5 separate regions of the Mus musculus genome follow, and all the other regions are linked to region 1. The links are chromatin loops, found by intact Hi-C in ENCODE. Cell type or tissue: heart. All regions are shown on one strand. Links, peaks and the distances in the headings refer to the core of each region. The heading gives the core; the rest is flanking DNA.

Region 1 (6,244 bases), core at 419-5,418:
TTCCACCACAGACTCTCCAGGCCTGTACTTTCCTGCCTCCTGGCTGGTCATGGGAGTCCTGTGACTCCCGGTGACCTGTGTCCTCCCTGCTGGCTGCTGGCTCACCCTGGGGAAGTCCTGACTCAGATGAGCCCCCTGCCCAACTCCTATACTCCACCCTGAGCAACACTGCCTGATCACCAAACAGAAAAAATCTCCCCCATCCCTATTTTAGAACTAACCCCTCTCACACACACACACTTAGAAACTGTGACACACTTGTCTCCTGAAGACTCCTTCCCTTCACTGTGTCTAGGCCTGACACCAGAAATGGAGTAGCCAGCCAGGGACCGTATCTCCCAAGAGGCCACAGCATTTAGATGGAACCACATGGTTGGTTCTCACCCCTGGGATGTGAGCAGAGGTGTCCCTTCTGAGACAATGCTGGCATGCCTTCATTCCCTCTTCCCCCTCTGTCCACCAAACAGAGGTGGCAGACTGTCAGCAGGCCTCTGAGCAGCTCCACTGACTACCCTGGTATGTCCTGGTATAGGACAAGGAGCACTCTATTGTCTCCAAGCAATTAGCTATTCTTGGCCTGTTTGTTAGACCAGTTAGCCTATCCAGACCAATACAAATGGCAGGGCTACCAACTTTGGAAGTGCCTCCTGATGCTAGGATCTCTCTCTCTCTCTCTCTCTCTCTCTCTCTCTCTCTCTGTGTGTGTGTGTGTGTGTGTGTGTGTGTGTGTGTGTGTGTGTGAGCACGTGCATGCGTGCCTGCCTGCTTGCCTGCCTGTCTGTATCTGTGTGCATGTGTACTTGGGTATACCTACATGGCTACATATATGTGTGCATGTATGTAAGGCCAGAGGCTAACCTCTCAACCACTCCCCACCTTAGTTTCTGAGTCTCTCCCTGAACTGAACCAATTGGCTGGGGCAGCAAGCCCCCAAGAGCCTCCTTTCTACCTCCCCAGAGCTGAGGTTCCAGGGGCACAGCTTTTTCATGTGGGTTCTGATGCTTGTGTGCCCTGCAGATAAACGCTTCACACTTCCTATGTCAGGCCATCCTCATAGTATCTCCACAGGGGCCTGAGGTCACAAGTTCAAGTCCAGGCTGCAAGAGTGAATTCAAGGCCAGCCTGGGAAACAGCAAAATCCTATTCCAAAATCTGAAAGAGACAGACAGACAGACAGACAGACAGACAGACAGACACTGTCCATGCTCAGTGTTAGCCTTTTCAACCATACTGGGGGAAAAAAAAGAAGTTAGGTTTTTGACTGAAGTCACTCAGTAAACTATATATTCTGATTATAATCAAATGTAGAGTCACCTACAGGCTTTTGGCATATTATCTGACATCTTCCTCCAGACTAATGTCAACAGAAAGGACAACTCAATGTTCTGGTCACACCTTCACCTCTACGGTACAAGTGTCTGAACCACATTAAACAGCTTCATTGTCATTGCCTTTCCGTCTCTTTTCTCTGAGAGCTTCCTGGGTCCTCTTCAGGGCAGAAGGCTCTTCTTATATGCCCAGCGGGGTCACCTACAGAGGTCCAGATGAGTGTGCATTTTGCTGAACTAGAATTGCGATTTCACAAGCTCGGTGGTATCCTCACAGGGACCCTCAAATGGCCAAATGTAAAAGGAACTGGGTCCATGAGACGCTCACCAAAGTTCAGCTCCCGCCGCCCCACCCCCCACCCGCTTGGCCATGTCACTTCTGGGCAGCTGGAGATTCCCAGCAAGGCAGGGGTGGGAGCAGAGAAACATTCACCCGTGGCCAGTGTGAGGATGCCAGTGTTTTCCTGCTCAAACCACGCAATCTGGTTCTCATTTCTTCAGGGAAGCGGGTGGAGCGTGACTGAAGGGTGGAAGAAAAAGAATTCCTCAGGCAGAGTGAATAAAGATCAGAAAACATCAAAGTCGATAGAATATGTGGGGTATCGTGGCCAAAGCCCCTGGTGTAAGCCAGAAGAAACTCAGAAACAGCCTTGCTTTCTTCTAAAACCTCATGCATGTCCTTCATACAAACCCCACAGATGAAGGGGAGCCAGGGATCAGCTGCAGTCGGCTCTGCCAGGCGGCTTCCCTGCAGTTTAGGAGGCTCTGAGATGTAGTGATGTACTTGGCTGTCTATCTGATCTAAGAGTGAAGGGGGTACAGATAATTCTGTCTTGATTTCTGGTGCTTCTTCAGAAAGTACCTGATGACTGTCCATCTGAACGAGCAGAAGTGATCAGAGTGTATCACAACAGCCGGGTCCAAACGATCACATGGGAAGAAGGGCACACACATGAGATCACACCCACAGCACATGCAGCTCCCATCTACAACATACAGATAAGCGGAGAGTCCGTAAAGCCACCCTTCCTTAGCCAGCAAGGAAGGTGAGGGGATATCCTTGTTTTATCTGGAAACAGAGGCCCCCACCCCCACCCCACCCCCGCATGCGCGCGCGCGCACGTGCACACACACACACACACACACACACACACACACACACACACACGCACACCTTTAGCTGAGAAAGCACAAATGAAAACAACTGCCCACAAGGGGGCATCCAAACACTATCAGACTCAAGGTCTCAGCACCAAGATTACTACTATTTGGCCTCAGAGAGACAAGGAGATGCTGAGGGAAATTTTGGAGAACCTGAAATGGGGTCTCTTATGGAGACTCAGCAGAGGAGGATGTGCACAGGGCTGAGATGGAAACTAAGGCTAAGCCACTGAAGTGAGCATGCTGACGAAACATCTATCACCTAGTCCTATCCCCATCTCTTGCTCTATAATAAATAATTCTTCATTTAGTCTCCCCATCGCCTTTTAAATCTTTTTGTGAGATTTATCATTTTATGTGCAGGGGTGTTTAGCCTGTGTGTGTACCACATCCGTACCTGGTGCCCTCGGAGGTCAGAAGACGGTGTCAGGTCCCCTGAAACTGGAGTTGTGAGCCTTGTGGGTGCTGGGAATAAAACCTGGGTCCTCTGCAAGAACAAGTGCTCTTAACTGCCTATCCAGTTCTCCGCCCCTCCTCTCATTTTTATGGGGGGGTCAGAATCACTATCATTTTCTGCCTTATAGATGCAAAGAAAAATGATGTCTCAGTTAAAGTAACTTGTCTAAGGCTAGTCAGTGGCAACGTCAGAATTCTAACTCAGGACCAACCAGGGGAGGTGACACATGGCTATACATTCCAGTACTCAGCAGAAGAAGGCAGGAAGGATCAGGAGTTTAAGGTCAGTATTGGTTATCAGTTGGGGTCATTCTGGGCTGAGACCTCCGAAGAGAGAAGTCAAACTCAAGACCATGTCGTTGACAGCTCAAGCTGGACACCATTCATTCTGCTCCCTGGGCCTTAGACTTCCTGACATCCTATGGTTCCATCCAGAATGCTGGGCAGTGAACCCCATTCCCCCCCCCCCACCTTCTCCTTGGGTAATTGTCAAGGACCTGGGAGTTGATTTTCTGGGTGTGAATAACATGTAGCCCTGAAGCTGACCCCTCACAGTTTGTAAACCACTGCTGTTGAGCTAGCTCTGATGGTCGTTAGAAAGCAATAAAGCAATTCCTAGCGAGGGGCATAACGCTCTTCTACCCCACTTTGACCTAGTCAGCTCATTCCTGGGAATTTATCCCAAGGAAACAATTCTAATGGAAGCCAAGCGTTGATCTGCATAAATGCGTGCATGGAAGTCTTTCTTTAAAGGTCAAAAGCTGGCAACCAAAACAGGGAAGCAGTTTCAAAAACTGGAGTGTCTACACAATGGGCAATCAAGTCTGGGAAAACACAGCTGTGGAAGAGCCAGGCCTGAGCAGAGCACTTCATCTATACATCAAGTCCCTGAGCCCTCCCACCCAGCCAGCTATTCAACCAGCCATGCTTGTGGGGGAAGGAGGCTCCCTGCTCATGTCCAAGATAATCCCAGTGCTCTGAGGAAATGGAAGGGAAACTGGAAAGCAACAGTGATAACAACCCAAATAGTTCTTGACGTTTGGGGTTCCAAGGACCCCTGGGTTTCGAAGTAAGGCATGGAGTTTTCCAGGGTAGTTTTGATTACTGATTATCAATGGTTGTCGAATTCCACACTGCTGGTTGCTAAGCCATCTAGCTGCTCATGTAAGTTTTAATTAAGATAATTGGCAGAAGGCTGGAGAGATAATTCAGCAGTTAAGAGCACTGACTGCTCTTACGAAGGTCCTGAGTTCAAATCCCAGCAACCACATGGTGGCTCACAACCATCCGTAATGAGATCCGACGCCCTCTGCTGGTGTGTCTGAAGACAGCTACAGTGTACTTACATATAATAATAAATAAATCTTTGGGCCAGAGCGAGAAGAGGTTCTGAATTCAATTCCCAGCAACCACATGATAGCTCACAACCATCTACAGCTACGCTGTACTCAATATACATAAAATAAATAAATCTTTTTTTGTTTTAAAAAGATAATAGATAGGGTTTCCTTTTTGATATTTTAATGTGTGTGTGTGTGTGTGTGTGTGTGTGTGTGACATGCATGTGATTGCAGAGGTATGCATGCCCTAATGCCAAAGTGAAAAATCAAGGACAACTTCTGAAGTTCCTGTCCCCACTGTGGGTTCCAGGGAGCAAACTTGGGTTTCAGCCTACCCATTTACTTGCTGATCCATCTTGCCAGCCCAGGAGAGCACCAGAAACAGATCATGAACTTAGATATTCAGTTATTACTCCACCTCCTTACTGAAAAGTGGTAAGGAAAAAAATAATAAAAGGCTTCAACTCATGAAACGTTATCCGGCCAAGAAGCGCTTACTTTCCATGGGACAAGGCAGTGCTCCTGAACCATGCCTGATCTTGTCCTCCACGACATGGACAATATGTATTAGAGAGAGAGAGAGAGAGAGAGAGAGAGAGAGAGAGAGAGGGAGAGAGAGAGAGAGAGAGAAGAAAAGGTATAAGGGAGAGTGGAGCGGGTATGGCAGGCCTTTCCCAATCTTAGTTGCCTGCTGCTGGGTAACTGAGCACCCCAAAGGTTAATGTCCTAAAGAAGAACTTCAATGATCTCAGCTCCTGCAGGGATGGAAACAGGTGTGGTATCTGCAAGCTGCAGTCACGGTGTCCCCGGGGCTCTGCCAGGGAACGATCCACCTCCAAGATCTCACACATGGCTGTTGGCACGATCCAGCTCCTCGTGGGATGTTGGATTGAAGGCCTCTGTCTTCTCAGCACCTCAGGTCTTTGGCACGCCAGTCTCTACGTGGGACGGCCCCTCACATGGCAGGCCCACAGCAAATAAAGGCGAAGGCTGTAGGGAATGAGTAAGAAGAAAGCTGAGAGCCCCGATTATCCAGGGTCTAATCTCATAAAGGACGTCTCTCGTTCCTGCCATGTTTTATTCATTAGAAAGCAAGTCACTAGGTCCAGCCCACACTCAAGGGAGCTCGCAGGAGGATGTGTGGTATGCCTACCACATACTCGAACATTTATAGCATCGTCTCAATAACAAAAACAATATTTGCTGAAGTTGCTTGTCTAATATGGAAATGTTCTAGCTCTGTCCTGTAGGCCTGTACCAACTTCTCACAAGCGCGGGCCCCCGCCTGCGCCACAGAGAGCATGATATGCCCGCAGCTCTCTTCACGCACACAAAGCCCCTGCCGAGCCTGCGCGATCTAGGGGCTCTTTTTCCGGATGAGGGGTTGGGGGATTGAAGGAGGAGCCCTGTGACATTCTAGAAGCCAAGTGTCCCAGAGAGGAGGCAGCCCCAGGCTCACCTCTGAAATGGGCTTAGTTGCTACCTTGCTCCAAGCAAGACTTTCCTTGTTGCTTTTTAAACAAGGCTGAATCCTTAATCAGCCAGCAAGGAAGGCCCAAGCAGATGTGGCGGCTGTTGGCTCCTTTCTCCGGCCTCAGTTCGGGCCTTTTTTCCCTTAGCTTCCTGCATTCCTGCTTGGCTACAGCAGGCTCTCCCTTCCTCTCTGGCTCACAGTCCCTTGTCCTCTCCCCTCTCCTCGCTTCCAAACCTCTCCTGCCAGGTTCCCACGGAGACTGCAGAACTCAGAGCGCACTTCCTTGCAGACAAGGCCAGGGCCTTACCGGACAACGACCCTTGGGGATGCCTGATGCCAATCAAGAAACGATTTTTTTTTCTGTACTCTTTTTCTTTTTTTAAAACCTTTTATTTATTTGTTTGTTTGTTTGTTTGTTTTAAGACAGCGTCTTGCTTTGTAGTTCCAGGGCAGGTTTTAACCCAAGCTAGACTTAAATCCACTAT
Region 2 (6,244 bases), core at 812-5,811, 190 kb after region 1:
TGGAAGGTAGGTAGCACAGCTCAGGTCCGTGGGACACTCTGTCCAGAGGTCGGACGCAAGGGAAAACTCCGCAAAGCGGTGCAGCGCTTCCCCAGACCCTTGCCGCCCCGCTGGGCTAGCGCAGTCTCCCGCTCCCGTCTGGATTTCCGCCGGGGCGAACCACCCGCCCAGCCCCTCTCTTGCCGCCCCGCCCCGATCTGTCCCGTCCAGATCCATCCACAAACATGCGCTCAGCAGGCAAGAATGCGTCAATGGCTCCCAGATGTGGAGGCCGCCGCTTAACCCATTCCCTTCCACGCACCCACTCCCGTGCCCCCGTCAAGCCTTCCAGCCAGAGCCCCACCATCATCAGGAGCCTCCATACAAGTGAGGAACCTACCTGGCTGAGAGGGTAGCCTAGGGCCAGTTCACCTCTAGTTTCCATAGGCTCCTCTAGCCTAGATCCTACCAGATAGGTGCATGCACAGAGTTACACTGCCTCCCTCCCACATGGGCAGCCTTCAGACACACCTGCGGGCATATGGATTCAGGTACACTTTTTTCAGGTACTTTTTCTTCTTCTTTCTTTCTTTCTTTCCTTCCTTCCTTCCTTCCTTCCTTCCTTCCTTCCTTCCTTCCTTCCTTTCTTTCTTTCTTTCTTTCTTTCTTTCTTTCTTTCTTTCTTTCTTTGTTCTTCTTCTTTCCCCTTCTTTCTTTCTTCTCCTTTCTTCTTTTTCTTCTTCTTTCTTCTTCTTGGACAGGGGTTCAGAAACCTCTGTGTAGCCCTGACTGTACTGGAACTTGCTCAGTAGACCTGGCTGGCCTTGAACTCAGGGGATCTGTGCCTGCCCTGCCTTCTGGGTGCAGGGTAGGATTAAAGGTGTGTGCCTTACCTTGTTGCATATGGGTATACTCTTCTTGAACACACACCCTGGGACAAATGGCCAGCCCCACACATGCTCATAATGTGACTGTGTACACCTCCAAGGCATATATGCACACCCGACACACACACACAAAGGGTGCCTACACATAAGGCCATGGAGTGGAGTGGAGTGTGCATATGAAATGATGCAGCTGGAGGTCCATATGGGCACAAAAGAGAAAACCCATACTCACACAAACCACTGCCCAGAGGAGTCAGACACATTCAAGATTGGACACACAGCCTACACACTGTGGGACACTTCCTTCATGCCCAGGGCACCACAGGTCCAAAGTCCAGCCCTACCCAAGCATGACTGCAGGATCAGAAGAGGTCCCTGGGCAGGGGACCAGGAGTCAGAAGTCCACAGCAGTAGTTGTGTTGGTCTCAAAAACGGGGTTCTCGGGACTGGAGAGATGGTTCAGAGGTAAGAGCACTGACTGCTCTTCTGAAGGTCCTGAGTTCAATTCCCAGCAACCACATGGTGGCTCACAACCATTGGTAATGAAACCTGACGCCCTCTTCTGGAGTGTCTGAAGACAGCAACAGTATACTTACATATAATAAATAAATCATTTAAAAAACAAAACAAAAAAACCAGGGTTCTCACACCCTTCAGCCAGGCACCCTGTTTCAGGAGAGCAGAGTACTTAGACTACAGCAAGAGGCTAATGGGAGAGAAGAGCCCCAGGGCTATCCTAGGTCCTCCACTCCTGCACGCAGGAGACAGGCTGTGGGGGTGGGAATGGGGGAAGCACTGGTTTCCCAAGACAAGTAGAGTCCCTCATCAGACTAGAGGAGGCCAGGGTGGGCCTCAGACAGGTAATAACTGTCCAGTGACAGCTCCTAGTCCTCAAAGGAGTTACAGCTTGTGGAACTCAAAAACAAAACAAAACAAAACAAAACAAAACAAAACAAAAAAGCCAGCATCAAGCCAGGTGTGGTTGCATACACCTGTAACCTCTAACACCAGCACTCGGGAGGCTGCAGCAGGAGCACTGCCAGAGTTCAAGGCCAGTTTGGACCATGTAGTCATGGCTACAGAGAAAGACCTTGTTTCAAAGCAGAATGACCAAAGGATAGCATATCCAGAAGTGGAAGCAGGAGTGAGCATTAGAAGTTTAAGGACAGCCTACAGACAAGAGGGACAGAGGGAGAGAGAGAAGACGTGCATAGCAGACACATGCAGGAACTACGCAGAATCTGAAGTAGGCTTGGGGAAAGACAGTCTCTCCCAGACCGTGGGTGAGGCAAGAGGGAGATACCTGCTAGAACCAGCCTCAACTTCCTCCTCCACAGCCTCACAACTCACTTATCCAAGAGGTCTACTTCCCAATTACCTTCTTTTAAGTCTCAGTCTACCAGAAGTCCTGTTTCCATTGTTTATAGGATAGAAAACTAAGGCTCAAAGAGAAATTGGCAGACTGGAGAAATGGCTCAATGGTTAAGAGCACTGATTGCTCTTCCAGGGGTCCTGAGTTCAATTCCCAGCAACCACATGTTGGCTCACAACCATCTGTAATGGGATCCGATGCCCTCTTCTGTTATGTCTGACAATAGCTACAGTGTACTCATATACATAAAATAAACAAATCTTTAAAGAAAGAAAGAAAGAGCCAGGCATGGTGGCGCATGCCTTTAATCCCAGCACTCCAACTTCATATAGTGTGGTTCATGCTTATAGTCCCCAGGCCTTGGGAGACTGCAGCAGTGGGATGGCCATGATGAGCTCCAGACAAGCCAGGGCTGCTACATAGTTAAGTTCCTGGCTACAGAGTAAGAACCTGCCTCAAACAAAACAATTGCTTTGCCACGGTCTTACAGTTTGTCGGTGCAGAGGTGCAGATGTAGGATTTGAACTCACACACTCCCCCCATTTCCTCTTCCAAATCAAACATATCCCACTCTATTCTCAAGCCTGCTGCCTCTTCCTTTACCTCATGTGGGGGGAAGCAGCGTGCTCTGCTCGTCTGGCTCTGCAGGTTTATGGGTAGGACTAGGAGACAAAAGAGATGAGAGAAGACACTGGGGGCTACACGTATAACCCTCCACCCTAACCCTAGTATGATGCCCACCTACCAGGCGGGCATGGCCGGGTGACTCAGCCACATCCGGGGAAGATGCCAGGGCAGTGACTCACCTACCGAGAAGAGAAGAGCTGAGTCTGGTACTTTGCCAGCCCGGGGACAGAAGCGACTTAGTCACTACCAGGGCTGTGCTGCCCAGCAGGCATGACCTACAGATCAGGGACAGGGGCCACAGGCAATGTCCTCCCTGGTTACATGCGCCCCCTGGTGAAGGCAGGCTTCAGTACTCAGGCTTCAACTGTGGCTCTGCCAGCCTCTGTCCTCTCACTACTGCCCAGCTCCATGGCACCAGCTCTGCCCCAGTGCTAAGAAGTTTAGTGAGACCCTCAGGCTGGGCTGCGATGCCCCCTTGCAGCCTTCTCACCCCGCCCCTGTCTGCCCCAACTCCCCACCATCACTCACCACCTACTCTCCGATTTACCCCACCCCCTCCTGCCACCCAAGTTGTATCCAGGCAATGAGCCTCCTTTAAACATGTCCTGGCAGCGCTCCTGCCCCCACAGCCCCTCTCACCCTATGCGCGTGCGTGCGCGCACTCGCGTGCGCACACACACACACACACACACACACACACACGAACACACACACACACTCCTGCCAGCAGCTGCTGAAGTTGTTGAGCAGGAGGGAAATCATGAGGGTGGGGCCGGGGATTGAGTTACCAAAGCCAATGGGGTGGGCTGTCACCCAATCCCCCATCTCACCCATCTCCCTCACCCACCTGCCTCCCTCCCTACCTCTGGCTGGCAGCCTGTTCTCCCTTGAGCCCCTCCACCCCACTCCACCCAAACTAGGAAATAAATGTTCAAGGGTAGTTGTCATGCGAAGACCAGCCCAGTCTATGTGTAAGAAAGAAAAGGTGAGAGAGATGCAGGCCGACCCAGCTACGCCCCCCCCCCCCACCGCCCCAGCTCAGTGTTTGGGCTACAACCACTAGGTGTGTCTATGCCTGCCTTGAGAGCCTGAAAGGCTCAGACAGAGTAGCTCACTGGGTCCCAGTGGAGTTGGTGGGGCCCAAAGGGAGTTGACAGACTGAACAGCCTCAATCCATTTACACTATTGATTTCTTACACAGTGCCGCAGGCTTGATGGGGGGCGTGATAAATCAGGACCCCAGAGACAGGGAAACAGAGTGGGCGGGGGGGAGGGGCTCCTGCACCATAATTTGTGGTCATCCCAGAGCTGCTTGGTGAGGAGGTGGCCAGCCAGGAAACAGGAGGGGCTGAGTGACAGGGGGTGGGGTTGGGAAAGGAGGAAAGGATTAAGGTCCCCATCTGTAACAGTTCCTTCCAGCTGGCAACACAGAGGGAGGTTCTGGAACAACTCTAGGGGGCGCCATTCACCTTACAATCCCATGAATGGTTTTCTTCACACCTATACACCATGGAATCCCTCAGGGAGATGGCATGGCTAGAATCCCCACTGATGGCTTTTTGGCTACTCTCTACCAATCTATCTCTCCATACCATCCCCTGCTCCTAGGACTCACACAACCCTGCCCCCTAATCTGAGACCTCTGCTAATTGTGCTGGCTCCTTTCTGTGCTGGGGACAATGGCATGGGTCCTGGGCATGGCAGGAATGAGCTCAAGATGGGTTCTGGGGAGTCTAAAGATATGTGTCCTTGTCCCCCATCTGTCTTCAACTCATCTTGCAACTGTGGACAAAAATCCCTGGCCCTGTCTAGGTCTCTGGAATGAAACAGCTGGACGGGATGTCCCTTCCAAAAGGTGGCTCTGAGCCCCACAGCTTGCCAGCCTGGGAATGTGTTGGAAGCTGTCCAGCGCCTCCATTCACACCAGTGGCCACAGGCCGCCCAAACAAACCAAGCTGGGGTTTACAGAGACCCTGCACAGACAAGCAGTGAGGGAAACAGCCCTCCCTCACGTCCCTGGTCTGAGGTTCTCCTCGCTGCAAGCCGGTGAAGGAAGCATAAACTGTGTGGTAGAGACCAGAGGACAGTGGTACAAGCCATCTGGGCTCCAGTCCCAGCAAAGCCAATGAATGGTTGAGAGTCCGAGGGTAAAACACATCCTCTCTGGTTCCCATCAGTGAGGGGAAAGGGCTTGCTTGTCTAGGTGGCAAAAGTCCCTTTCTGATCCAAGGGGAACCAGAGAGAGAAACCTGAGGGGTCCCCAGAGCTCTTCTGCTGCTCTGAGCTGAGTCAGGCCCCTCTCGGGGAGCTTGTTTTCTGGCCAACACACTTCCTTGTTCTGTCTGCGTCCCCTGGCCTCTCCTCACTCCTCAGCCTGTCTTTTTACCCTCACCTTGGCCAGCCCCTCTGCCTGCCCCGTGCTTTTCTGCACGTCCCTCCTGCCAGGGGACAGACCAACTAAAAATAGTCCCCACAGCCTTTCTCGCCCACAGCTGCCCAAGGAGCAGGAAATAGGGGGGCCAGGAGGCCCGTGCCCTGCCCTCACCCACCGACTCTCAGTTCAGAATGGTGTCCAGCACTCCAGTCTGGGGCGAGTGCCAACTTGGTCATCTCTGGGGCATCCCACACCCCTTCCCTAGAGGGGAAGGCCTGCTCCTAAGTGCTTACAATCACAGAGTTGCCCCTGCCCTGCGGGAGAAGAAAGGAGGTCATTGGTCTAGAAGAAACCCTTCCCAATTTTTGACAAATCAATGCCAACCACATTGTGGGCACTGAGAAGGGAAGGCCTGGCTCTACCCACTGGTTTTTGAGGACATAGGGAATTGGCATTGGTAAAGTATGTGTTCATTTCCTTTATCCTAGCCTGACTAGAGGGGAGACAAGCTAGTACCCCACCCCCAGTTATGCCAGCCCTGTGCTCCCCAAAAATGCACATGGCTCGGATATAAGGGTCTCAGTAGGTATCCCCTCAGATACTATATAGCCAAAACAGCAACAGAAGATCTTGGATACCCAACCAGAAAGCCAGAAGGCTGGAGGCAGACCCAGGCTGTGTTCAGCAAGCTGGGCAGGCATGGCCGGCAAGCTGAATCAGAGGTCGGTCGTGAGAGAAGTTGGCTCTCCACGGTGCCACAGGCTACCTACATACAGTACCTGCTCCCCATCCCATCTGGGATTCCTGGCACCTCCCAGCCCTTGGGGAAGGCCTTCTCCACACAGGCATCAGGAAACCAGTTCAGAGACTCTCTGGAGGCCAGGAAGGGAGCCCTGCACAGTGAAGCAGGCGGGAAACCCAGGCGTCCTGGCCTCCAGCCCAGAGAGTAAATGAGAAAAATATCTTCCAGGGGAGGAAAGGAAACAGGCTTGATAGGAATACATA
Region 3 (6,244 bases), core at 712-5,711, 200 kb after region 1:
TCAGTTCTCTCCCAGCTGTTAAACAGGACTCCGGAGTCTTCCCAGGCAGTTAATGAGTGTTTACCAAAGGGCTCGGAGCTCCTCAGATCTCAGCTGGGCCACCACTACAGTTAGAAAGCTCAACTCAAGACAGGCTGAGTGCTATTCGGGGAGGGGTGGCGCAGGGGAAAGGGAAGCAGACCTAGTCTCTCATCAGCTGAGGATGAAACCAAGCTCCGGGAGAAGTGCAGGCCCCGCTGCCACAGGATATCCTTGTACCCGGGATTGGAGGTTCCCCGTCCCTCTCCCCCTCCCCCCGCTGAACGCTGGCCTCTAGCTAGCTGTAGGCAGAACCCAGCCGGGCAGCTGGCCTTCATTAACTCCAGCTTTTTCGCCCCCCACTGTGAACCCACAGCTTCTACAGGCCTAGGCTACAGGGGGCTGCCCTAGTCTGACCTTGCAGCTGATACTGGGGTTGGGGGGTACCGCAGCAAAGGCCAAGTTACCAGCTGAAAAGAAAGTCAAGGGAGACTCCTTTTTCCCACTGGGAGCAAGCAGAGAGGAAAGGGGTGTGGGGGTGAGATGGTGGAGGGGGGGGGGAATTTAGGGCAAACAGCAGGCAGTGAAGTCAGCTGGATTGAGGCCCAGAAACCCCCACACCCCGAGGCCAAGTCTTACTCTAGCTTTGCTTTCAGCTAGAGTCTTGGCGAGGCCCCAAACTAGGGAAGGCCCTGGCTGCCCCTTTCCGCCTCCCTGCCCCCACCCTTATTAAATACACATTTTATCTCTCAGCATCTTCATTATCTTAACTGAAGGAGACAAGCAGTGGATGGCGGCGGCAGAGAGCGTCAGGGGAGGGGGGGCTGTGGGGAGCAGGCGCACCCTTGTTACAAAGTTGCTGATCTAGCTCTTTCAGGCAGTGTGGGAAACGGAGGAGGGATCAAAGCGATTGAGGCTGATTCAGAACTCAATTAGAAATTAAAAAAAAAGAAGAAGAAAACCGGGGAGCCACTCTCCTTTTGCCAGCCTGCAGTCTTCAGCCAGCCCCTTGCACCCAATTAGCTTCTACTGGTAGCCTCTGGACTGGTGGAATTGCACCATGAGACCAGAGGACACACACTTAGGCCTCAGCCACCTTTCTCTTTGGTGGAGAAGACATCAGGAGGAAACGGAGATAATACAACCCCCCCCCCCCCCACACACACACACAGAGCTAAAAAGTAGGACATCAAAGGTGGCTTCCTCCCCAAGTCCCCAGTGCCCAGCCACAGCTTTCTGGGCAATCTCTGGGGACCTGAGTTAACTTCTTGACAGACCTACTTCTCCCTAGCCTGTAGGCAAGTCTCCAACCCACAGCCAAAACCTCCCTGAAGCAACAGAGGTTGCCTGAAGCAAATTAGTAGCATGTCCAAGGGACGGGCTGCAAGGCCCTGGGACTGCCAGAAGGCGGCATTTTTGCAGGGTCCCAGCCCACCTGAGTGTGTCTGCGCCCTGCAGTTTACCTCCAGCTGAGGACTGTTTTCTAGATGGGGGGTGGTGGTGGGGAAGGCAGTCCCTTCCTGGTTTCATTCACTGAATAGCAACCAAGAGTAAGCACTGGAGACCGATACAAATGTAAATAAAGTCTGCAGAGGGCTTCTCCTATGCTGTCTCTTAAACCATAAATAAAACCACTTTGCCCCCAGTCCCCGAGAGTCCAGATATTTTTGTGTTTGTGAAGGTTAAAGGTCAATTGTAGGTGTCTTTTTTTAAAAAATAACTACAGGGGTGTCTCTCACCTTTACTGACCAAGCAGAGGCGGTCCAGCCAAAAAGCCCTAAGGACCTTCCTGGCTCAGCCTCCTCACTGCTAGAATTAAAGTCCTCATGTGTGAATGTGTGGCAGAGTGGCCTGGAGATTGAATTGGGGCTTCCCGTTTGCACAGTAAGCACTTTGCCAACTGAACTGTCAAGGTTTGTCTGTCTGTCTGTCTGGTTTTTGGTGGTGTCTTTCCTTTCCAGCCCCAGCACTGAGGACTGAACCCAGGGCCTTGTGCCTATCAGGCAAGCCCGAGAACTCTTTTATTAAGTTGTCCAGGTTGGCCTTGAACTTGTCCTGTGTAGCCGGGACTGCAGGCCTGTACCACCAAGTCTAGTTTGTTGTGTATCTTTAGAAAGTCCGTACAGGCAGGGCGGACTGAGAATGTGGTTCAGTGGTGATGTTCCTGCGCTGGGGTGGGGGTGGGGCAAGGAGCAATGGGAAGGGAGGGAAGGAAAAGGGCTCTGCCAAGTTTTCTGATTTTTGGGTAGCTAGGCTGGACCTCACACACTCTTGGAATTAGCTAGCCACAGGCAAGTCTTCATTGAGCCAGAAATGGCAGAGGCATCTTGGGGTTGGAATTCATACCAACTTTATTGAGTCTATGTTCTTTCCATAGCGATACCTGACACTATGGAAACTTAATCTGGTTCTTAAAATAACAACAACAACAATAATAACAATAATAATAATGACAAACCAGGATACACACACCCCAGTGTCTTCAAAAGGAGGAAATGTAGGTCAGCATCTTTGCCACTACGCCATGTGGCCTAAGATCCTGGCAAAAACTAGCAACCACAGGCCCATCCCTTTCCACTTAAACTCCCACCACCTTCCCATAGCTTCCAGCTTCGGTGAGAAAAAGCAGCAAGGAAAGGCCTCTCTCCTCCTTTCCGCCTCGGCGTCTGAATTACACTTAAGACTTTGCTGACAAACATACATCAGCCTCTGCTCCCACAAGGGCAGCGGAAGCCAAGCAGGGACTCTAAGTCTGCTTCACGCATCACTGACACAACCCACCCTGTTCCAATTGCTGAAGCCTTAAGAGTAGCAATGACCTAGAAATCGACAGTGTGTGTGGGGTGTGTGTGTGTGTGTGCTGAAGGAAACAAAACAGTCCACAGAAAGCCCTATTTCCAAATGGGGAGAAGACAGAGAGAGGGGAAGGAACTTGGCCCCTTTGAATCTGTAAATGCAATCTTGGCTAGAAGCCAGGGAGGATACAGCCCAGTCCCACTGAGAGTCAAACCCTGTTCCTGACTCAAGCCCTGCAGTTAAGAGGAAGGCGCCAAGCCTCAACTACATCGGAGGCGGGGAGGCCGCTCCTCTTTGGGCAGGATCCTACTATGGACACAGAACAGACAGCAGCTGCCCACAGTGTGGAAACAAACTGTAAAGCAGTCACGTCTCTTAAGGCTGCAGCATCCAATAAAATGTAATTTAAATCAAGCCTCACATCTGTTCTCAATCCCATTCGGTCTCTGCTTCCCATCAGTCTTCGGACAATCTTTACAGTTGTGCTCGTTAACCCTTACAGTTCCAGACTCTCTCCAAACTCCTTGGGAGAGTATGGTCTTGTGCACCGCCCCAGAGGGAATGTGTATTCTATGAGTGAGTGCTTGGCATCCAATCTCCTCTCTACAGTCTTCTGCAGTGGGCAGTGTGCATCTCAGAGGGCGTCGAGCGAGCCCTCCTATCTCATCCCAGCACATCCCATCCCATCCCATCCCATCCCACCTGCTGTGGGGTTCAGATCGCTTTACAAGGATAATGTGCAGGCTGCATCAAACAGTGGCCAACAGATCTCCTGTACCCATATCAGATTCCCAAGCTCGGGGCCGGATCAGGCATCGGGGCAGCAGCCTCGCCTGGAGAAAAGCAAAGACTCAGACAGTTCATCCCAGGCATGGTTTGCTCCCAAGCACTTAGCCAGGTACGAATGCATCAGCAACCTCCCAAACAAGTCGGACTCAGGCACCTTCCTGCCCCTTCCCTCAAAACCACCCTTGCCCGGGCCACACTTTCAAAGCGGCGTTGTAATGGTGCCCTCTGGTGTCCCTGTCACAAACTGCCACTTGATGCCAGGAAGATGAACTTCTCTAGGGAGCCTAGAAAGAGGGGCTCAGATGAAAATTCATCCGGAGCTGCATCCTATTGAAACAATGGCTCTGTCTGAGGGAAGCTAACCCTGAGGCAAAGTGTGAGAGAGTATTTCCACTTGCTAGTTATTTTTAATTTTGTTGTTGTTGTTTCTGGAGTCTCTGTAGACCAGACTGTCCTGGAACATGTCTGAAACACAGGGACCCGCCTGCCTCTATCTATCACCTGCGGGCTGGGATTTAAGGGTGTGTACTACCAAGGCCCGATGAGAAGGTATTTTCTTATTAACCTCTGAAAACCTAAGCTACCATGGAGTGTGGCTGCTTAAAAAGACGAACACAAACCCATAAAATGGCTTGAAGGGTAGGCGCTGGTCGCCAGCCAAGTTTGATGGCCCGAGCTCAGTCCTAGCGGTCCACACCGTAGAAGGCAAACAGCGACTCCTGCTGCTTGACTCGGATATGAACACCTATGTGCCCGAAAACCCAGAGACAACAAATGCAGCCCAGACAAACGAAACTTGAAAATAAATATATTCACAATCTGTAGTTATTCTCCTCGTCACCCCCATACTGGTGGGGAGCACGGGAGATTCTTCATCAGTCCTTAAAAAGTCCAGGGCAGCAACACCTGTCACATGAATGAGGCATCCTCTGAACACAATGCCCTTCCACGGAGGCTCGTAAATTTTCCTGGATCATTCCATTTCATCCTTCTAAACTTCAAAGTTCTTTACAAAATATATCCTTTGTAGACAGAGGTAATACATACACACACTCTCCAACACAAGTCCGTATATACTCGTAGGCACTGTGTTTAGGAATGTGAAAGGGGAAAAGTACTGAACATTGCTTTAAAAAGGGCCACTGTTTTTATTCTTACAGAGTCTCATGTAGTCCAGGCCAGCTCAAGCTCACTATGTAGCAAAGGATGGCCTTTAACTCTTGACTCTATTTCCCAAGTGCTGGGATCACAGGCATAAAAGTCACCACACCCAGCTACTCGGTCATTTTTATGGGTAAAACCAGTAAGAACCAAAGATATCAGCCAGCGCTAACACTCATGAATCCATACACTAAAATTTACTGGTGCGGAGTAAAAAAGGCCGTAACTGTTTCCAAACGACCTTACTAAAATGAAGATTCTGGGGGCTCTCAAATGCCAGTGGGAGGGACACCTGCAAGTGCCATGAGTAAGAGCCATTCAGGGCAGACCAGCAGCGAGGATGTTCCCGGTGAAAGCTTTGCCGTTCAGGACATGCTCTATTTCCTTTTCTTCAATCTTCAGAGACACCTGGAAAGAGAAGAGGTCTTTCTGTGATGACGAACATCGGCGCTCACGCATGCACACACTTGCAGGCGCACACGCTGTTACACCCCCCTATCATATTCCATTCTCCTCAAATGGACAGGTTAACTGCTGCCATCCTCAATGGCCCGAATCACATCACTCCGTTGTCCTCACATCCTAAGCCCTAGCTGGCAGAAAAGCAAACTGTTCACTAGTCACTTCTAATCGTTACTTTGGCAGAGGACACGCTCGCCAAGACAGGACAATTAAAAGCAGGGACACGCACAAAAAGCCATTACTTGTACCTTGGTGAGGCGGCTCTCCTTATTTTTCTTTAATCCCACAAGGCCCCTGGACTCCAGGAGTCCTGAAAGGGACAAACACTCAGACTGGTCTACGGCCGTCACCTGCTGTTTGCGACAGATGCTACTGTAGGCTTCATATAACTGGGAGGAAATGAGGGAGAACAAGTGTCACTTACAAGCCACATCTCATAACCTTACAGATGAAAAACAAAAAGAAAGAAGCCCAGAAACTGTGTCTTAAGTTATCTGAATATCTCCCCTCCCACTTTTACTGACCCCTCGAATTGGCAACAGACCTTCCGAACCCCCAATACTTTATGTGATTCTTCTTTAAAAAAAAAAAAAAAAGCTAGAGTGGTGGCATATGCCTTTAATCCTAGCACTTGGGAGGCAGAGGCAGATTTGAGTTCGAGGCCAGCCTGGTCTACAAAGTGAGTTCCAGGACAGCCAGAGCTACACAGAGAAACTCTTGTCTCCAAAAACCAAAACCAAAAAAATTTATTATATGTGAGAACACTGTAGCTGTCTCCAGATGCACCAGAAGAGGGCATCAGATCTCATTACGGGTGGTTGTGAGCCACCATGTGGTTGCTGGGATTTGAACTCAGGACCTTCAGAAGAGCAGTCAATGCTCTTAACTGCTGAGCCAGATTTATTTTATTTTGTGTTTTGCTGCCATGCATTTATGTATGTGTACCATGCTCATGCCTAGATGCCCACGGAGAACAGAAGAGTTGTTGGATCCCCTGGCACTAAAGGTACAGATCCAG
Region 4 (6,244 bases), core at 1-5,000, 84 kb after region 1:
GCACATGTGCATGTACACACACACACACACACACACACACACACACACGCACGCACACCTTATCATCGCAGTCATCTAACTCTAGATGACAAATGTAACTGAATCAGGTCATTTAACTTACCTCAGGAGCCAGGCTTACCACTGAGGCCAAGGCCCCTCTTCCCAAAGAAGTACTTAGGAGGTTTGAGATGAAGAGGTGGGGTAGGTTTCCCTCGACCAGTGGCAACTGGTGCTGGGATTAAATGCCAGCATTCTTGGCTGTTTCTAAGCTCTGCCACGTACCTCCCTTCTCCTCAACTCACAGGGGGCATTGACGGGCCTTCCAGGCCAGCCAGAATGGGAACTAAGTTGCAGGGAGGAGGGTGTTTGGGAAATGTGGCCGAGGGAAGGTAGGTGTACCTTACCAGAGGTCTGCAGGCTTTCCTGGATGGCTTCGATTTCCGACAGCTCCGTGCACACGCCTTGCCCGTGCATCAATGTACGCAGGGGCTTCTCCACCCCCCGGGGAGGGTAGCAGCGCATGCCTGAGCCACAGCGTGGGGTGTACACCCCGCAGGGCATCCCCAAGCCCAGGGCGCAAGTGGCGCAACAACCGCAGCCTGGCTCCCGCACCAACTCCTCGCAACCCACGGGGGGGCGGCAGCGCGCCAGCTTCTCCTCGGAGCAAGGGGGGCAGTGGATGGCTTCGTCGCCCAGGCTCGGCCGAGGCCCTGCGGCCAGCAGCAGGGCGGCCACGAGGCCGAAGGGCAGCATGGCGAGGACGAGGGTGGGGCGCAGGAGGGGAGCGCGGGCTCGCGAGCGGGCTGCAAGGGACCCGGAGGCAGCGCCCAGAGAGCTTAGAGAACCAGACCCGGAGGGCGCAGGGACACGGGGCGACCCCGGCAGGCAGAGACGGAGCCGGGGAAGTTAGCAAGCACGCTGGAGCAGAGCGAGCCTGGCCACCGAGGCGCTGCGCTGCATCCTCGGCCGGCCCAGCAGGCGGCGGGGGGCAGGGGGCTGAGCGGCTGCCCGGGACCGGCTCCCGGGACTTTATACCGGCCCCCTGGCCACACCCCCAGCGCCGTCCCCGAGGTGGGAGAGCAGGGGAGGGCGAGGGGGAACTGGAGCAATGGAGCGGGAGAAGAGGCCGTTAGGGGGGAGGGGGCGCTGGCCTGAGTCGCCGCCACCGCTACAACATCTGAAAGTCCTTTGCCCCGCCGAAGAAAGCGACGCAGTTTGGAAGCGGTGGCCTGCGCGCGGAGAGCCTCTGAGCTGGACCCTGAAGAGGAAGCAGGGCGAGGGGAAACGAAGGGGATGTTGCTTTGCCCCCCTCCCTCGACCTCGAAGGAGTCCTTCCCAGACACCTAGGAGATCCTCCTGCTGCCACAGAAAACCTGACCTCATAGCGGATTCAAGATTCTCTTGTTCAGTTCCCATCCCTGGCCAGAGTCCTCCGGTCACCCCCACCCACCCCCCGGGTATGTCCAGTCAACCTCTAGAGACCGCGCTAAAGTGGGACAAGGCGACTAAGCACTCTGTAAAGGGTCCAGGAGAGTTCTGGCCTCAAGGTGCTAATAGGCAGTCTTCTCACTTGCCCCTGAACCCCTGTCGCTTGACCCCCGCCCCTGGTTCCATTTGGGCCTTGCTGCACTCTGCTTCCAGAACTCCAGAACAAAGTGCCAAGCCTCTTCCTCCTTCCTAGATGTTGTTCCCTCTACCGCCCTGCTTAGATTCTGGAAGGAGACTGCCATTGGCTTTGTACAAGATGTGAGTCGAACAACTCCAGGGGGCTCCACTTCATGTACTCATTGTGTGTTTGCATAGTTACTGCAACAGTTTCCCAGTAGATGGCAGTCAAAGATTTCCAGAAAGAGAAGCGGCCTTTTAATTTTCCCGACGCCACTTTGCCCCTGGGTGATAAAGGGATTATTGATAAATATATCCCTTCCCCTCGCAGCAATTCTGTTGGAAACGGGAATTGATCTAGAGTCGCGTTTGGAGGAGAGACCCACCTCCTACCACCTTCTTTTTCATTTCTCCCTACGCCTCCTCATCCTCCCCAACCAAGGAGTTCGCTTCTTGTGTCTGTCCAGGCACAGTCGGAGGACCGAAGGATTTTGCGGGTGGATGGGGTCCGGAAGGGTTGGGCTAAACATCCAAGGAGCAACCAACCTAAAGATTTCCTAGACCTCTTCCGGTTCTTTGTCCCAGAGTCGGGGTCTTTCAGCCTCGGAGGAATTAGGCCACCTCCCACTTTCTGCACCGCAGACTGTTGGCGCGGTTGGAGGGAGAAAGGCACCAAGACCCGGACCTGGAAGACTGATCAAAAAGTTGCGAACTGACGGCACCTACTGGCAACCTCTAAGACTGCAGGAGGGTTGAAGTGATAGGATTCCTTCCCTCAGTCCCATCGCAAGGATAAAGTTGGGTCTCTCCTGTCTCATCTGCCATAGAGAAAAGTGAACAGAACGGGTTCTTGAAGCTCCTGGGGGAAGACAGCGGGTTTTTTGTTTTTGCTTCTGTTTTGTTTTGTTTTTGATTCGGAAGCCAGTCCCTGCCCCCATCCTCGTCCTTAAACCCAGTCAGCCTTATACTTAATGCACCAAGTTGAAGTTGGTGTCTAGCTAAAAGGAAGCCTATGCCACTTCTTGGAGCTCCTGTGGGAACAAGAAGGACCAATAAGGACAGTTCTGAGGCCCAGCACTCAACTTGCCGGCCAGACAGCAAACCCAAGATGAATAGACGCGCGTGCTGATGAAAGTGGGTGTTCTGTAAAGGTCTCTAGATGAGACAGAGGCCCCCATCCTGCAACCCCAACACCTCCTCTGCCCCCAAACCTTCCTCTGGTGTCTCCCCACCCCCACCCCATTCCCGGGAAGTCAGGGCTCAAGCATGACTCTCCACATAAGGTACATTCACTAAGCACTTATTATCCCAGGACTTTTGCCTCAAGAAGAGAGAAGACAAGTGTGTAATGAAAATAAGTTTTCTAAGACATGGGCAGGCGCTCTAGGAGATATTTATATGGGACACATGGGGACCCAGAGGCACTCGAAGCCAGTTCTACCTCTGGGGCATGAGAAATATTCACTGCTGATGTGACCTGAAGCCAAGTTTCCTGTGCTCAAGAATAAAATTAAACTGGTATCAGCATGGTCAGACTAGATGATTATCCAGCCTGTCACTTCGCCCTCATTAGGGATGCTGAAGCTCAGGACCTTCAGGACCTGTCAAGCAAAAGGGACTTTATAAGCATCTCTGAGAAGTGCCTAGAAGGAGATAGGCACCAAGCATTTTGTCCTTCCTAGGCCTCCCCTGCTAGGAACTCATCCCAGATTATAGGAGCTCTTCTGATGGTGCGACCTGTGTCTCCTCCACCAAACTGGAGCCTCTCTTGGTTTAGTGTGCCTCTCAGCAGTAAAAGCTGCTCAAGGAGATAGGAGGAACAGTAGTCAGAGCCAGGGCTCTGAGTGTTAAGTTGTAGCAGAGCCCTTTACAATTATAGATCTGTTACTTAACATCTTTATAAAATGGATTTATTGGTATTTATTTATTTTGAGACGGGAGGTCTCATTATGTAACCTTTGCTGGCCTAGAAGTCACTATGTGGGCCAGGCTAGCCTTGAACTCTTGAAGATCCAGTTACCTCTGGTTCTTGAGTGCTAGCATAGAAGACAGGCTACCAAGTCATAGTGGTTTTCTTAAAGATTGATTTTATATGCGCACACCATTGCAGTCTTCAAACACACCAGAAGAGGGCATCAGATCCCTTTACAGAGGGTTGTGAGCCACTGTGTGGTTGCTGGGAAATGAACTCATGACCTTTGGAAGAGCAGTCAGTGCTCTTAACCGCTGAGCCATCTCTCCAGCCTGCCCTAGTATTTTTTGATTATGTGTGTGTGTGTCTGTTAAGTGGATGTGTACATGAGTGCAGGAACCCACAGAGGCAGAGAGGCCAGAGGCATCAGATCTCTTGGAGCTGGGGTTATAGGCACTGTAAGCCACCTGAGATCTGCTGGGACCTGAACTGGAGTTCTCTGGAAGCTGAGCCATCTGTCTTCAGGTCCCCATTTAACATATAAATAAGTAATTTTCATCATTGAAGAAATGAAGGAAGGGAGGTAAAAAGGAAGTGGGAAGGGGCAAAATTCATGGGCTCAACCATGGAGAATGGTTAGAAGAAAACAAGAGGGGATAATGACAGGGGTTCTGAGAACTGGAGATATATATAGCTTACTTGTAGAGTACTTACCTAGCACGCATGAGGTCCTAGGTTCAAATCTCTGTAGCCCCTGAAGGTCATTTTACCCAGGCATGGTTGCCCAGGCCTATACTCCCAGTACTTAGGAGAGGCCAGCCTGGGCCATACAGTGACTCTGTCTCAAACAATCAAGAAGAAAGGGAGGAGTCTGAAATCCACGGGCAGAGTTACTGGTACAGGCTGGTCCCTCCACCTGGCTTCGCCTCCTGTGGGCTGGACGCTCCTGTAATGTGCCTCTGGGAAGCAGAATCCTATTTCCCTGCTCTTGCCTGGGCGGGAGCATGGACGGTTTTATCAGTCCCTGCTTCCTGGGACCTGGGAAGACACTCTACCTGATGCACAGATGAGGAAACTCTCCCCCCCCCCCCCATCCATCCAGCCCCTTCCTGCCCATCCTCTCCCTGACTTGATGATCAGCCAGTCTCATTAGCTGCCTTCCTGGGACAATTCCAGGCTTCTGCTGACCTCAGAGAACAGATTGCGGGTAGGGGTCGGGGCTCTCAAAGCCAATAAAGACAGAGTTGTGACTGGGCATGGTGGTGCATATATTTCATTCCAGCACAGGCAGAGGCAGGAGGGGAGCTCTGTGAGTTGGAGACCAGCCTGGTCTATATAGTGAGTTCCAGGATATAGTGAGACCTTCTCATAAATAAATAAATACATAAATAAATAAATAAATAAATAAATAAATAAACAAAATTCTGTTCTCAGGGAACACCCAATCTGATAAGCTTGCCCTCGGGGGCATCTTGTCTGATGGGATAGACAAAAATATATAATTATGAGAATTAACCCTTTAACTCCCATTGACCGTGTCACAGGGAGCTTCATGAAGTCAGCGTTATCAGTGTTGTCTTTTTAAGACAGGAAAAGCGAGGCACATAAGGATTACATAACTTACTCAAAGTCACATAGCAGGTCGAGGGACAAAGATGTGAACCTAAGCTGTCTGGCTCCAGTCTGCACAATTAGCTCTTATGCCTCACTGTCCCTTGAATCAGCCATCGGAAAGACTCTACACAGAAATCAAGGGCAGAAGACTGTGACACAGAGTTTAAGCGGAGCACGGGGAGTCAGTGGAGGCAGCATCAGTATGGGACTATGCCTCAGGCCTCTTGTTTTGTTTTTGTTTTTGTTTTTCGAGACAGGGTTTCTCTGTGTAGCCCTGGCTGTCCTGGAACTCACTCTGTAGACCAGGCTGGCCTCAAACTCAGAAATCTGCTTGCCTCTGCCTCCCGAGTGCTGGGATTAAAGGTGTGTGCCACCACGCCCGGCTTTGCCTCAGGCCTCTTTATAAGCTTGCTTTCCAGCCCACTCCTGACTGCCCTGGACTTCACTGTGTCTACACTAATCCCCTTCCTATCCGCCGACATCCAAGTACTGACAGGACAACCCCATAGTTGCCCCCACGCGTGGGCCAAGCAAAAGCATATCAGGACAGCCCTCTTCCTGCCTACCAAGGCTTCATACTTGCAGCGATGTAATCAGGGGAGCCAGGATCTTCAGAGAGGCCCCACAAGGCAGAGAGACCTCCTGTCCAGCCTATCTCTAGAGTCCAGGCTCTTGCCTCAGGACAGGCCAAGACTCCGGGGCAGGGGAGGAGGCACAAAGAGGGTAGTCAGTCTATCTGCACTGGAGTTGGTGGGCATCCTGTTTCTTATCTTCAGATCAGCCACTTTCCAGCTCTGTGACCACTTCTCTTCCTCACTACAGTCTCACTCTTTGTACAGGGTTGGGAGAACCCATGGAATTTGGAAGCCCTGTCCATCTCTGGCAATCTTGGAATGTTAGAATTCTGGAGGGCTTTATTTGTTTGCTTCTGCCCTTTGTTTTTTGTTTGTTTGTTTGTTTGTTTGTTTGCTTGTTTTGAGACAGGGTTTCTCTGTGTAGCCCTGCCTTGAACTCAAGAGTTCCACTTGCCTCTGCTTCCCCAGTGCTGGGATTAAAGGCACGTGCCACCACCACCACCACCACCACCACCACCACCACCACCACCACCACACT
Region 5 (6,244 bases), core at 1-5,000, 58 kb after region 1:
GTCTCACACATACATACATACACACATACATATGCACATACACGCACAGGAGACACTGAAGCCAGTTGGCTTGGAGAGCGGTAGTTAGGTTCAGGCTGAGTGCCCTCCCCATCCAACCCTCCCCTTAGCATGATGTCTCTCGAGCCCACATCCCCTCAGACTGTCTTCTTTCACCAGGATCTTTGGGTTTGTGGCCAAGAGCCAGACAGAACCACAAGAGAACGTGTGCCACCTCTTCGCAGAGTACGATGCGGTCCAGCCAGCTTCCCAGGTCATCAGCCTAGTGACTGCTCTGCTTCAGGACACAGAAAGGATGTAGAAGGGTGCCATCTGTGTGCCTTCTCTGACATCTCAAGGGACTTGCCCAGGACATGGAACTGTGGCCTCCTTGACAAACCTATCTCTTGGACTCAAGTTGGATTGATCAAGTTGAACCCTTTGAACCTGATGTGACTTCAGCAATAACCTTCACCTGACTCTGGAGCCTCCGTCTCTTCGATTATAAAGACACCCGTCCTTAAGACAGCCGCTCCTTGGACACTCGGCTGGAAGTCTTTAGTGTGTTCCTCCATACTACTGAAGCCCACCCACATCCAAGATCCCTTATGTAAAAACTGTCTGCAAGGACCGTCTGGCTTCATTTCCCTGAGCACTCCCTACATGGTAGGTTGTACCAGAGACCTATGACCCCTGCCTTGTGGTAAACAGCAGGTGTTGGATCAGAACCATCGATTTCCTGGCTGGCACCTGGTGTTGATTCGCGGAGTTTGGGGACAGATTCTATTTCCCCACACCTGTTCCTTTTCTCGGTTTGCTGAGGGCCTCTTGGATCCACTGGCCCAGAGATTTAAAAGTTTGGGGTTGAGGATGTGTGTAGCTCAGTTGGTAGACTGATTGCCCTACATGAACGGGACTGAATTTGATCACCAGCCCCACAAACCATTCTCAATGGTCAATGGTTGTAATCCCAGCACTACAAGGCAGGAAGATCATAAGTTCAAGGTCATTCTTATCTATATAATGAGTTTAAGGCAGTCTAAGCTACATGAGACCCTGTTGAGAGAAAGAGACAGAAAGGCATGCACGTGCGCGTGTGTGCACACGCACACACACACACACACACACACACACACACACACACAATGGGAGTGGGATTAAGGTTTTCATAAATCTCAGCCAATGGTCTTCAAAGCCTTTACCTGAAGAGACCACACTCCAACACGGAGCTGGGGGCATCGCTCCACAAAGACCTGCTGTGGGAAGAGGGTACTGAATGGGCAAGAGCCTACAAGGTTCAGTCTATGATGGAGAGGGGACCAGGTCAAGGGCCTCAGCCAGAGCAGACCAGGCTGCCTCAGAGCATACACCTTATAATGCAACCCACTTCAGCTGGCTTTGGGGAAAGGGGCATCAAATTCAGCCTGCCCCAAGGTTGTCAGAGTCAAGTCTGGGAGCAGAAAAGGGGTGAGTTTTCACATCCCTGCATCTTCTGCTTTGCAATGAAGGTTCTGTCGGTGAGGCCTTCTCTAATGCAGTATTCATGATGTTCTCATTCATGTTCTCATTCATGATGTTCATGATCTTGAGATCTATCTGCTGCAGTTTTTTGACTCCTGTCTGGTGGAACATCCTGGATTTCTTGGATTTTTAGGTGTAATTTGCCAAGGTCTTGGAATCTTTTTCCCAAGAGCATGATAGAAAGATCCCTGGACTCTGCTGTTACAAGCGTGGACTCTTGTCTCACCTCATCAATTATTCTGTGATGTTGAATCAGGATTCTAAAGGCTAGCTTTTTTCAGTAGAAGACCCTTGTACCCACGATTAGAAAAGACTCAGCAGGGCCAGGCAGAGGTGGCGCACGCCTTTAATCCCAGCACTTGGGAGGCAGGCAGAGGCAGGCAGATTTCTGAGTTCAAGGCCAGCCTGGTCTACAGAGTGAGTTCCAGGACAGCCAGAGCTATACAGAGAAACCCTGTCTTGGAAAAAAAAAAAAAAGACTCAGCAATGTTCACATTCTTCATGTCTAATCCCTCCTTGCCCACCCATTACAAATGAACATCATCCCAAACTTTGCTTTCAGTTTCTTGGTAAGCAACAGCTGTCTGGCAATGCTCAAGGAATCCACATCTGGTGGGTAGGAGAAGAGAGACCCTGTTGCTATAGTACAGAGACAAGTATATCTCTGCCCCAGCTCCAGTCTTGCTGGATCCTCCTCCAGCTCCAACACACACACACACACACACACACACACACACACACACACTCATAACCATGTGGCATCACCAACCTTACAACCACAAGGGGGAAGCAGAGAGTCAAGCATGCAGACAGGCAGCTTTCCCAGCTGGTTAAAGAAGCTGGGCCCTTTTCCTCCCACACCCTGCCAGCCTTGCATAAGCCATTTGTTGCAGCATTTGTTGCTCTTGGTCCAGTCCGCCTGCCTCCTTAGGAGACCGTTCCATGACATGCAAGGGGAAGCTCACAGAAGAAGCCCACTGTAACTCAGTGTGAAGCAAGTGTTTGTCCCTGCCCGCTATCAGCCTACAGAGCAACATTGTCATTGGCCAAGGTCAGTCCTGAGGGATGATGATTTCAATGTCAGAAAAGCAAATCAGACCCAAGGGTGGGGGTGGGGGGATGCTAGGTCAGTGGTACAGGCCAAGACCGGCCTTCCCAGTGTGGGATCAGGCTCTGTGCCACTGCCGGGGTCTGCAGGGTGTTAGCAAAGTTTTCCCAGTTAGTAGTGCCAGTTCTAGGCTGAATGGGAGAGTCCTCCACAACTCCCTGTGTGCCTCATGGAAAATAAAGTTTTTTGCACCATAGCTGGTTCTGGACATTCAGAGCTGTCTCCTGAGTCCTGAGCAGAGAAGGGGACCCAACAGAGCAGAGAGTAACATACCAGGACACACCATGCGCATTTTGCATTGACCACAGAGGCCAGAAGAGGGCGTTAGAGCGCCCCTGGAGTCACAGACAGTTGTGAGCCACTGTGTGGTGCTGGGAATTGAACCCATTTCATCTTGAAGAGCAGCTAGTGCTGTCAACCACTGAGCCCCTATAGTTGTGTGTGTGTGTGTGTGTGTGTGTGTGTGTGTGTGTGTGTGTGTACATGCATGTTACAGTTTAAGTGTGGAGGTCAGAGGGCACCTTCTACCCTGTTTGAGACAGGGTCTGTTGTCCACTGTATGTCCACCAGGCAAGCTGTCCATGAGTTTCCAGAGAGTCTCCTGTCTATGTTTTCCATCCCCCCACCGGCATTTTGGGATTACAGATGTGTACTACTACTGGCTTTATATGGGTCTGGGGATCCAAGTTCGAATCTTTAATAGTGCACAGTGAGGGCTCTACCCACTGAGCCACCTCCCTGTTGTTTCAGTTTTTGTTTTGGAGGCAGGTTAGTCTGAAACTCAAGGCAATCTCCCTGCCTCAGTGTTCTGCCACCATTCCCAGCTGTGAGGAGCCATTTTTTTTACCAGAAGGGCTCCTAGGTGTTCACTACAATGAGGAGTGACTCTTTTATTTGAGCCCATTCTTCAGATTAGGAAACTGAGGCGTGGGGTGGGGGTGGGGGTGTCACTGGCGTAGTAAGCGGTGGGGAAACTACATTTCTGGTCCATGCCAGCCCTACCTCTCCAGCATTCTTAGACAAGTTAAAAAAAAAAAAAAAAAGTGTGTGTGGGCTGGAGAGATGGCTCAGTGGTTAAGTGTTGACTGCTCTTCCAGAGGTCATGAGTTCAATTCCCAGCAATCACATGGTGGCTCACAGCCATCTGTAATGAGATTTGATGTCCTTCCTCTTCTGATGTGTTTGAAGACAGCTACAGTGTACTCACACATATAAAATGAATAATTTTAAAAAAAAGTGTGTGTATGAAGCAGGGGTATGAAAACATGTGTTACATTCAATGTGGCTACATAAGAAAACGTGCTGCATTCAGCATGATTACATGAGAAAACATGTATTGTGTTCAATGTGGCTATATATAAAGTTCACCAAGGAGCAGATGAAAGAAGCCCAGGGCCATCAGGACCTTCGGTACCTGGTCAGGAATGTCTAGAGAATGTTCTTTGTTTGTTTGTTTGTTTGTTTGTTCATTTATTTGTTTTTCTTTTACAAAATGGCTCAGCAATTAACATTAGCTATTCCTTTGGCAGTGGGTGGTGTTATATTTTTGGTTTTCGAGACAGGGTTTTTCTGTGTAGCCCTGGCTGGCCTGGAAACCAGGCTGGCCTCGAAATCAAAGATCCACCTGCCTTTGCCTCCCGAGTACTGGGATTAAAGGCGTCCACTACCACTGCCCAACAAGCACTGGCTGCTCTTGCAGAAAACCCAAGTTTTATACCCAACATCCATGTGGCAGCTTAAGACCATGTTCAACGCCAGTTCCAGGGCATCTGACACCATCTTCTGACCTCCAAAGAAACTAGACACACATGCAGGACATTCATATACACACAAGCCAAAATTAAAAATAATGATAATAAAATAAATGAAGTTAGCTTCAGGACCACTGTGTACTGGTGAACTGGTTGTGCAATGCACAGCTATCAAGATAACTCACTTGGACTTCACTCTAGAGGTAATGACGGTGGCGAGACATCAAAGGGCTTTTCCACTAAGAGGAATTGGTCAGATCTGGGCTTTTGAAGTATGGTTGTGGGGCAGGAGATGGGATCTGAGCCTGGGGCTAGGAGGAATGTGAGGAGTGAGGAATCTGAGGACTTGGAGTTCAGAGCAGGACAAGAAACACCTCAGCAGAGAGGGGCTGTAACCCTGCTTGATCTGGGTCCCTGCTTCTCTAGGAATCTAAGAGGACCTTGTGAGAAAAAAGCCAGACTGGAGATCCCATCTCCTTCAGCACAGGTTCGTGTGACAAATACCGCACTGTGGGGCCTCAGAGATTAGATACTTACTTCCTTTAAGGCTAGGTGTAGAGATCAGAGCACAGCATGGCAGGCCCTGCTGGAAGCACTCTCTGCTTCACAAACAGCCATGGCCTCCCTGGGTGCTCACACAGGTTTACCCCAGAGATTGCATGGCAGGAAGAAAATTCCCCGCTTCTTAGAAAGCATCAGTCCAGGCGGGCGGTTCACACTGAGAGGCAGGAACAGGAGGATCAATGGCCATCTGGCCAGCCAGGGATGCATAGTGAGAGGCTGCAGCTCACAGCCCAAAAGATACAATGTGCTGAGCTATCTTATAAGGAGTGAAAAAAAGGGGGGAACCCTGGGGACCCTCTCTGTCTCCAGCCCTGAGCTGATCAGGACACTGGGGAAACACACCCCTTCTATTTCTGGTGCACCTCCCCCTCTGCAAGCCGCTCTAGGAGCTACACAAACTGTTATTCCTTGACGGAACACATGAACACACACCCTCCCACCACACTCTCCTTAAGACCCATCAGGGCCCAGGACAGGAGTAGACAGGAGAAGGAACCCCCCGCCGCCCCGTCCTGCTGTCTTACCTGCCCACAGTACTCAGCTGTCGCCTTTGTTGTTCATTTATTCATTCAGCAAAAATTCACTGAGTATTTACTGTGTGCCAGGCTCAGGACACCCAAAGGAAAACAAATAAGAGCTCACAAGTTGTAGAGAAACAGAAAAGTAAATATTTGAAAAAAATCACAGAAGACGGGGTGGTGACACATAGCTTTAATCCCAACACTCAGGAGGCAGAAGCAGGTGGATCTCTGAGTTGGAGGCCAGCCTGGTCAACAGAGCAAGTTCAAGGACAGCCAGGGCTACACAGAGAACCACTGTCTGAGAAAACAAAACAAAACAAAAACAAGCAAACAAAATGGAGAAGGCTGCACATGGGTGGTGGCCGGCGCCTAGAATCAACACTCAGGAGTTCAAAGAAAGAGGGTTACCTTAACTAGTTAAAGGTCAGCCTGGGCTACATAGTAAGTTCCAGACTAGCCTGAGCTACTGAGACCTTGTCAAAAGAAGAAAGGGAGGGAACAAAACAAAAAGAAAAGGAATAAAAGAAAAGGTGAGGGAAGATACTGTACACGGACTGGCAGGGGAGCTGCCAAAGGAGGTGCCACTGGCCTGAAGGTTGATGCGCTGATGATTAAAGAAGTGATTCGGGTTGAGGGAGCAGCATGTGCCAAGGCCCTGGGGCTGGCATGAGTGGTAGTACTAAATAGGCTGGAGAACAGGGTATGGAAAACCCAGAACAGTCAGTGGGCGGCCGCTGAGGATGGAAAGCAAGGGCAAAGGTAATTCTCCCCACCCCCCAACC

The links. A loop is a pair of places that touch in the nucleus more often than their neighbours do. Peaks named below come from ENCODE experiments on the same cell type or tissue, not always from the same donor. Only the 100,000 strongest peaks of a DNase experiment are listed, where the experiment ranks them.
Region 2: a loop joins it to region 1, with 2.3 times the contacts of the local background. A loop is called at or near these places in 11 of 42 quality-filtered maps.
Region 3: it touches region 1 in a loop (4-fold over the local background); 17 of 42 quality-filtered maps call a loop at or near these places.
Region 4: a loop joins it to region 1, with 8 times the contacts of the local background. A loop is called at or near these places in 32 of 42 quality-filtered maps.
Region 5: a loop joins it to region 1, with 3 times the contacts of the local background. A loop is called at or near these places in 7 of 42 quality-filtered maps.

The regions. Positions count from the first base shown.
Region 1 is chr11:99,120,429-99,126,672 of GRCm38, reverse strand. No RefSeq gene overlaps it. Among named protein-coding and RNA genes, the nearest start is that of Ccr7, 32 kb to the left of the region's middle. In heart, for the core only: CTCF peaks have their summits at 2,573 (motif pointing right) and 4,253 (motif pointing left); a DNase peak (open chromatin) is centred at 5,222; H3K27ac peaks cover 2,971 bases.
Region 2 is chr11:98,930,246-98,936,489 of GRCm38, reverse strand. It overlaps a transcript of Rara not described here. Among named protein-coding and RNA genes, the nearest start is that of Rara, 4.3 kb to the left of the region's middle. In heart, for the core only: CTCF peaks have their summits at 3,204 (motif pointing left) and 4,319 (motif pointing right); DNase peaks (open chromatin) are centred at 3,129, 3,589, 4,889, 5,389 and 3 weaker places; H3K4me3 peaks cover 2,864 bases; H3K27ac peaks cover 4,004 bases.
Region 3 is chr11:98,920,044-98,926,287 of GRCm38, reverse strand. It overlaps Cdc6 (cell division cycle 6), which reads right to left. Exons shown (of 12, transcript NM_001025779.2): 11 at 5,475-5,615; 12 at 2,346-5,172. The coding sequence ends at 5,083. Among named protein-coding and RNA genes, the nearest start is that of Rara, 15 kb to the left of the region's middle. In heart, for the core only: CTCF peaks have their summits at 3,817 (motif pointing left) and 4,369; DNase peaks (open chromatin) are centred at 3,057, 3,777 and 4,217; H3K27ac peaks cover 1,302 bases.
Region 4 is chr11:99,036,006-99,042,249 of GRCm38, reverse strand. It overlaps Igfbp4 (insulin-like growth factor binding protein 4), which reads right to left and starts at 1,006. Exons shown (of 4, transcript NM_010517.4): 1 at 405-1,006. The coding sequence starts at 753. In heart, for the core only: CTCF peaks have their summits at 961, 1,764, 2,356 (motif pointing left) and 3,722 (motif pointing right); DNase peaks (open chromatin) are centred at 659, 1,019, 1,669, 2,279 and 1 weaker place; H3K4me3 peaks cover 2,622 bases; H3K27ac peaks cover 2,695 bases; H3K27me3 peaks cover 426 bases.
Region 5 is chr11:99,062,256-99,068,499 of GRCm38, reverse strand. It overlaps Tns4 (tensin 4), which reads left to right. Exons shown (of 13, transcript NM_172564.3): 13 at 178-2,822. The coding sequence ends at 319. Among named protein-coding and RNA genes, the nearest start is that of Tns4, 24 kb to the left of the region's middle. In heart, for the core only: a CTCF peak has its summit at 2,318 (motif pointing right); a DNase peak (open chromatin) is centred at 2,379; H3K27ac peaks cover 1,303 bases.